Regions from separate parts of the Mus musculus genome. Here region 2 is linked to region 1. Evidence: chromatin loops called from intact Hi-C (ENCODE). Cell type or tissue: gastrocnemius. All regions are shown on one strand. Each heading gives the region's core, and the rest is flanking DNA. Links, peaks and the distances in the headings are about the cores only.

Region 1 (5,104 bases), core at 1,031-3,530:
ACAATCCTCTTCCCAATAGCTACAGACTATCTAACAAAACCCTAATACTGGGCTTGAGAAATTCCTTTTTGAATAATGGTTCAAGGTCAAGGGAGTCCAAGAGGCTATTTATATTGCCCTTGATTGTCTTCCAGAGTTTGAAGTCAAGTCCCTCTTATTGAAGAAACTACCCAGTTCAGACACAGGTCTCAGAATATGAGCCAGATTTGACTAGAAACCGACCTTCATATGATTAGCTTTTTAGTACTGAAAAGTACTTTGCATGTTGCCAAGTAACAGAAGCAACCAATAGCCCTACCCAGCTGTGATGCCTATGAACTATAGCAATGACCAGCACAGCAAAATAGTACTAAGGATACAATAGTGACACTCATACTTTAACAGTAATCAATATTTGTCTAGTTGTACTTAAGGCTTTATCAACAGTAGGTAAATTATGCCGGAGACTTGGAAATCTGGCCAACTAACCAGGATTAATGAAGTCATGGATCATAGAAAAGAAATTAGTACCCCCACTTTTAGTAGATCAACATGATTCTAAACTGTAGTCTAAATAAATAACCTTTTATTCACAGGTGAATGTACCTCTCATCTCTCGTCAAAGAATCTTTTCTTTGAAACTGAGGAAGAGCATTACCAAAATTTCAAATGGAGAGAATTGCAAAATGCAAAGAAGAACTCATACTGGATTGCCCAGCCCCAATTGATACATTTACAACAAAGCTCCTATACCTAAGCCTTAGGGTACACGACAGAAAAGGGAGAAGAACTCTAAAAGCCATAGGACCAGGAAATGTGCCATGTGATTGTGTTTCCTAGATACAATGGGATAGCTTCATCGATGATACCACAACACTATGGGTACCTAAACAAGACCCAAACACTGACATCAAGGTACACGATGATGTGAAAGAGGAAAACCTCACATGGGCCCTACCCATACACAGAGAACTCCATGCAACTGTTGACTGCTGAGAGGCGGAAGATCAGTCTTCCTCAGGGATGAGTCTCCTTAAGTTGTCATGCACATACAAATAACCCTATGTTCAGTAGTTGTATTAAATGTTACATATACACATATAAAATAGATGAATATCAGGGTATGAATGGGAGGGACATTTGAGAAAATAGGAGAATGGAGATGTGTAGTAATTTTTTTTTAAGTCTGGAATCTTCCATTTTACATTTAAATTTTTTAAGATGAAGAATGTGACAGCAGGGTAAACAACAGAATATTTTAAGATATACTATTTAAAGGAATGTGAAACAACGGGGCACTTGTTCTAAAGAGAGGCGAAATATTACATCCTACTCCTAAGCAACAGGGAAGGTCAGGAGTAACCAAGTCAAAATATCTTCAGGAACTGCCTGAAACTGACCAGATTCAGCAGGTCCCTCCCTCCCTGTGGATGTATAGAAACAGTAAAGAGCAAACAAGCCAGACTACCTTGAGGAATCTTAGAAACCCAGTTGCCTGGAACTAGAGACTGTCTGAGCATATGCATGCTTACTATACTATCTACAAAGGATGGACACTGTCATACCTGTTAAGCATCCTGCATGTTGTATAGTATGTTCCTGATTTTCCACCTTTGTTAGTGTTACCCAAGCTGGAGAAGACTTTAATGACGCAGTTGTCTGTGAGTTATTCCTGCTGCTGTAAGTAATCCCTCACCCACACTCCTTTAAGTAAGCCCACAAAAACTCACTGCTTCAACAAGTTGGTATTTGTACTTAGCTCAGTCATCAATCAGTTCCCTATCTGAAGTGGGTACAAATTTGTTCATATTTTTTCAGGAATAGCGTCACACAACAACAGGGAGGGGAGATGTAATTATACTGTAACAAGCAAGCACACAAAATAACAGAAACAACAAAGCACCACTCCACTACCACCACCAACAACAACAAAAACAAAAAACAAACAACAACAACAGTAAAGCAAACACGATACTCCCTGTATAAAGCAATGCTTCCATTGGCCAGTAGATAGCAGTATAGATATTCCAAAAAGTGGAGAAAGGCATTAGTGTGATTACTATGCTGCCAAGGAAACATTAGACAGCTCATTTTTGATCAGCACAGGAGAAAAACAGAAAGTGAGATTTTAAAATACAAATCCTAGGTGCCTCTAAATGCAAGCCTGCACATTCAGCCTACTTGTTTCCTAACAGAGTTTCTATTAGGAAGCAGGAACATGAAAATAGATCTTGACTAATAATGCCACAGTTCAAAAGGATCACAAAGTAGAGCAACGAATGAGTGAAGGTGCCAGCAACATTTTAAAGAATGGATGCAAATGTAAACAAAACAACTTATTGTCCTTATTCATAAGACTGTAGGAAACATTTTAAAAATTCACATATGCTACAAAACACACTTCTTTAATAAATAAAAGCCTAATTGTGGGGGAAAAAAACCCTGCATCCCAATTATCCAAAGACGGTAGACAGCACTTTGATATAGTTAAATGCACTACTGTGTGTAACTGCTGCTATGTTCTGACAAGTGATGAGGAGTAATTTCACATTCCTTTCAAGGTAAAACACAATAGCATTTCCATATGATGCTGAACCATCATCCTTCGATGTTGTGCAACTTCACTTCATCAAAGTATATTATAAAGCTTAATGTGCATTTTTTCTAGGGAGTGTGTCCTCAAAAACCTAGCAAAGAAAAAATTGGGGACACTTGGGTAAAGAAAGTACATATTAATTGAAAATGGCCTCTTAAAAAGATAAAACTAAAGAGTAGACCTCAAATTTCTTTTGAGTTTTAATTGGTGAAGTTAGAATGGAGAAACAGACTCCTGTAAAGATTAAGAATTAGATTTTCTTCCCAAAACTTCAGGCCCACCTTCAGGTGAACATTTCTTTTTTTATTACTTTCCTAGGGTCCATGACTTAACACTCATGTACTTATAGCCTCAAACGGCCTAAGATGCCTTTCAGCCTTTGACCTTAATCATGAAATTCTTTATGTTGAAGTTGAGTTACACTTGGGCATTTGCAACAAGAGCACCTTATCAGTATGACACGGGCAATCAAATGCAGGTTGCAAGAGACTGGGCATCTGTGTATATCTGTTCTCTGTTTTCTCTGCACTTAAGAAACACTATCTGAAATGTGTTAAGAAATTACACCAGGAATAATATTCACTATACTTGATGTACAAGAAGATAAGGTTATTAACCCCTTAAGTAATCATCTGTATTTGTGGATGGACAGTACATACAGTAATATATGGTAAGATGGTGTCAAATTAAAAATAATAAAAAACCTACTTGGCTTGATGAAAATGTGCACTAGGTACCACCTGAAGAACCTTCTGCCGAGTCCCAGCGAGTGCTACCCTGGCACAGCCTGCCTGCACAGCCTTCCTTCACCTCTTGCTACCTTCTGGAGGTTACCAGTCCCAGCGAGCGCTACCCCAGCACAGCCTGCCTGCACAGCCTTCCTTCACCTTTTGCTACCTTCTGGAGGCTACCAGTCCCAGCGAGCGCTACCCCGCACAGCCTGCCTGCACATGCCTTCCTTCACCTCTTGCTACCTTCTGGAGGCTAATAATTGACACTTACGGTTAAAGCCATCACACTTTTACCCTAAAACATCTACAAGAACAGATAATGCAGACAGTATGGCTACCAAAGGGGGGACATGTGAATATTTTAGTTTGGTTTGTATGTTGAACACAGACATGCCATGAAACTTGCTAACTTCTCTACTTCTACTTATATCCCAATGTGTTCGATAAGTTGCCTAGTTCTCTTCATAACAAGCTCTCCAGATCCAAGCTTATAAGCAGATACTAATGACATTCTGTTAATGTGACAGGTACTAGCTGCACCCCACCACACAATTTGATAGGGAAGAGAAGATGAAGGAAATGAGGGAGAAGCGGTGGGAGGCAAGTAAAGACCAAGTTTCTGATGGATTAAAGCCACTGATGCTTAATCTTAACCTCGGAAACATTTAAAGGCCCCAGGACTCTATTGTGCCATCAGGGTTAACATTTAATACAACACAGTATTATGTTCTATTCAATTGTTAGTAGAGAATATTGAATTCCTCAAGAATAATGGGACTCAAAAGGATTTTAGTTAAAAATGGTACCAAAGAGGCCACCAGTTTTTTATTACCAAACGATAAGAAGCCAAAGGCCTTGAAAATATCTTTGCCCCTAAAATATCTTGAAAATATCTTCACCCTAAAATATCCTTGAAAATATCTTCACCCTAAAATATCCTTGAAAATATCTTCATCCCTCTTCTTAAATCCCAGGCTTCACTTCTCTGCATCATGTCATTCTCCTGACCTCTGGACTCTGAAAATTATTGCCAGATCAATGCTTCAGACTTGGTAAAGTGGAATCTCTTTTTCTTGATAATGATATAGATTCTATAGCTTTTAGCATCTATAGATAGTCCCCACATTTCTAATTAGCTAGAGGCATAATTGGTCACTACATTTATAACTGCCAGAGAATTTAATAATAACTGAGATAGAATGATAAATTGAAAAGAGCCATATGCACTGTGGATCTCACTGACTTCAATCAAGTTGCAGATTTGCTCATGTCTCATAAGATGACCTAAAGCAAGTCACATAACCTTTATAGTCTGATACCTTAAATACAAAATGAAAAGTTGAATAATATCTAATATCCATCCCAACTCTGAAATGCTTGTCTGCAAATTATTTTTCTCTCACTTTCTGATATTGATATTAATGAAGAGTAAATGATGAGAAAATAAGTACAGAGGAAAAGTACATAAACCAAACCAAACCAAACTAAAATCCATGACCCCACAGAAAAGCCTGGGTGGGAAAATCTGATCTCAAAGCTGTGAGATTATCCATTAATATGACATTTTTCAAAACCAAAATAGAATCATGGAGTGACAAAATGTGTTTGGCTCAACTTCTGCTACTAGTTTATATAAAAAGACTGTTTATATCCATAAACTGGGACAAACATTCTTAAAATGATAATTCAGTGATATGATACTCAAATTGTTAGATTAATTAAGAGACAAAATGTTCATTAAAAATCTTTTAATTTGATAGGAAAAAATTAAATATCAAAACATTAAGCTCAGTGTACT
Region 2 (2,500 bases), core at 1-2,500, 210 kb after region 1:
CATGTGGGGTCACGGAGACAGTTGTAGAATTTTGTACTCTCACAGATTTTCCATTTCTAAAAGAACCTTTCTCAGAATTGCTTATGATTCTCTCTCCCTGAAAGGCCTTGCCAAATGTGTTCCAAAACTTATTCAAAGACTCCAAGGCAGAAGAGCCCATGGGAAAGGCAGCCCTAGAGATTTTATTCTTTTTAATCCCTTAAGAGTAAATTGGGGATATTCTTAGCTCTTGTTGCTCTGGTGTCATAAAAGAAACATCAGCGCAACAGCCAAAAATGAGTAAAAATAATTTGTTTACAAGCTTCTCTGGGAGGTCATGAAGGAGAATTCCATGTACACAACTTAAAAAAGGAATCCTAATTTATTGTCTAAAATGACTTCAGGTGACTGGCGTCTTCCCTCTCTACTTTTACCTCCTGAATACTCCCAAACCACTTCTCCCAAATTCACCTCCCAGCCTTTTTCCACCTTAATTCTTGGGATATGGGGCTCCTGGGAGACTCCTATCTCAGACTCCGAGGTACTTGGATGTGGTTTTGCCTTTCATGTAGGCACAGGGCCAAAGAAGCGGCCAGCAGTTGTTAATCAACCCAATACAAGGGTTCAGACCAGAGACCTACACTGGGAAAGTTAACGCCAAACTCTTCCAGGATGGAGTATGTTGCCCATCTTGTATGAGGGGTAGTCCCATGCTTGCCAAATCTCTCCCCAGTCACTCTCCCTGAAATAAGACCATAATGCAGCAATTATCTGGGGATCTAGTGTCTCCAGGAAAAATGGAATACAAGACGTTCTGGGAACTTGTGACTCCTTCAGCGAATACTCTGGGAATTACAAAGCCTCCTCCCTGTGGGCTGCAGCACAGGGCAGGTAGGGAAAGGTGCTTGTTGTGGTTTGAATGTGGATGTCAGTCCATAGGCACCTATGTTTGAACACTTGGTCCCCAGCATGGGGCGCTGTTTGGGATGATCGCAGAACCTTTAGGGGTAGAGCCTTGCTGTGGGATGAGGTCATTTGTGCTTTTCTCGCCAAACCCTTCTGCTCCCAGGAAGAGACCTCTATATGTAGTAACAAGATCAAGGAGCACAGACATGGCTCCGTACTTCTTACCCTAACTGCCATCCTCCTTACATGGTTTTATGGCTTCGCCTCCACTCCTCAGATAGAAAAGCTTCCCCTTGATTTTTTTTAACAGTTTTATTTTTAGAAACAAAATGAAACTAGAATTAATTGTGCCTTGAATTCTTCTGTGCCCCTTGAATTAAACAGCAATATTGACAGTTGAAGCGTTCTCGGGAGGCAAGTGGTTCTTTTATCAATAAGACAGCGCCCCTAAATGGAGGACGACCAGAGAGCTCCCAGTGGCAGGCATTCAAACCTCCTGAAGAGACAGACTGGGCTGGAGAAGTGAGCCCTCTAGCGGTGCTGATGCTTTCTGTCGACTGTCACACAGCAGATAGTTAAGGTTGAGGGGGAACTTCTGGCTGCTGCACCCTACTTTCTGTCTGTACTCCCTGCCCAGCTACTCTTGTCTTCCAGCGCACACTGAGCAGACCCTTCGTGCTTTGGAACGTGCCTTCAGAGTGCTTTGTATTTTTACTCGGGATCTAGTCGGTAGCCCGAGGAAAGGTAGGCTGGGAGACAGTAGCGTTGGTTTATCTATGATATTTAAGATGAGAACGATAGGGACTCCTGTGCCCTAGGTAAATGACTCCAAAGGAGGGCTCCCTAAGAAAGTGGACAGAGTTTGAGAAAGGAGTCGTTAAGGAAATGTTTTGTCTGTAGCTCAGCCAACGCTGAGTAAGGGCTTCTTCTCCCTGCTGCCTCCTGCTTTTCCATATACTGGGAGTGAGAAGGGAGGTTAGAAAACACTCACCAAGCATGGTGTCTGCGGGACAGGTATTGACTGAACTATATAAGGGACTCATGAGTGTAACAAGAGTGTGAGTCGCCGGGCGTGGTGGCCCACGCCTTTAATCCCAGCACTCGGGAGGCAGAGGCAGTCGGATTTCTGAGTTCGAGGCCAGCCTGGTCTACAAAGTGAGTTCCAGGACAGCCAGGGCTACACAGAGAAACCCTGTCTCGAAAAAAAAAAGAAAAAAGAAAAAAGAAAAAAGAGTGTGAGTCACCTGATGAACAGTCTGGCTTTTGCCTGAGAGCCATCCTCTTCCTCATCAGATCAGATAAGAAAGCCAAGGTCAGGGTTGTCTCCAGACCAAATCAATGGTTGGGCCTTACAGAAAGTGTGTGTGTGTGTGTGTGTGTGTGTGTGTGTGTGTGTGTGTGTTTGGGTATGTGAAAGACGATTCAGTAGAACATGATGAATATTGTTTAACATGATCAAATGCTCTGAGAGTGATAGACTCATAAAAAAGAAACTGATCTTTCTGCGCCCTTTCTGTGAATTGTGGAAAACCCTGAGTTCTCCAAGTTCAGAAATCTTCCTTCCATGTCAGAGAGATGTAACCTCCAGGAGACAGGTTGCCCCCACTCCCCATCT

Evidence for each region. Hi-C counts contacts between places; a loop is a spot of excess contacts. Peaks named below come from ENCODE experiments on the same cell type or tissue, not always from the same donor. Only the 100,000 strongest peaks of a DNase experiment are listed, where the experiment ranks them.
Region 2: it touches region 1 in a loop (9-fold over the local background); 6 of 42 quality-filtered maps call a loop at or near these places.

The regions. Positions count from the first base shown.
Region 1 is chr2:11,867,073-11,872,176 of GRCm38, reverse strand. No RefSeq gene overlaps it. Among named protein-coding and RNA genes, the nearest start is that of Gm34768, 30 kb to the left of the region's middle. In gastrocnemius, for the core only: a CTCF peak has its summit at 1,992 (motif pointing right); no DNase peak of the experiment used is centred there.
Region 2 is chr2:11,663,064-11,665,563 of GRCm38, reverse strand. All of the region lies in intron 1 of Il2ra (interleukin 2 receptor, alpha chain), which reads right to left. Among named protein-coding and RNA genes, the nearest start is that of Il2ra, 22 kb to the right of the region's middle. In gastrocnemius, for the core only: CTCF peaks have their summits at 853 and 1,418; DNase peaks (open chromatin) are centred at 966 and 1,406; H3K4me3 peaks cover 1,053 bases; H3K27ac peaks cover 1,622 bases.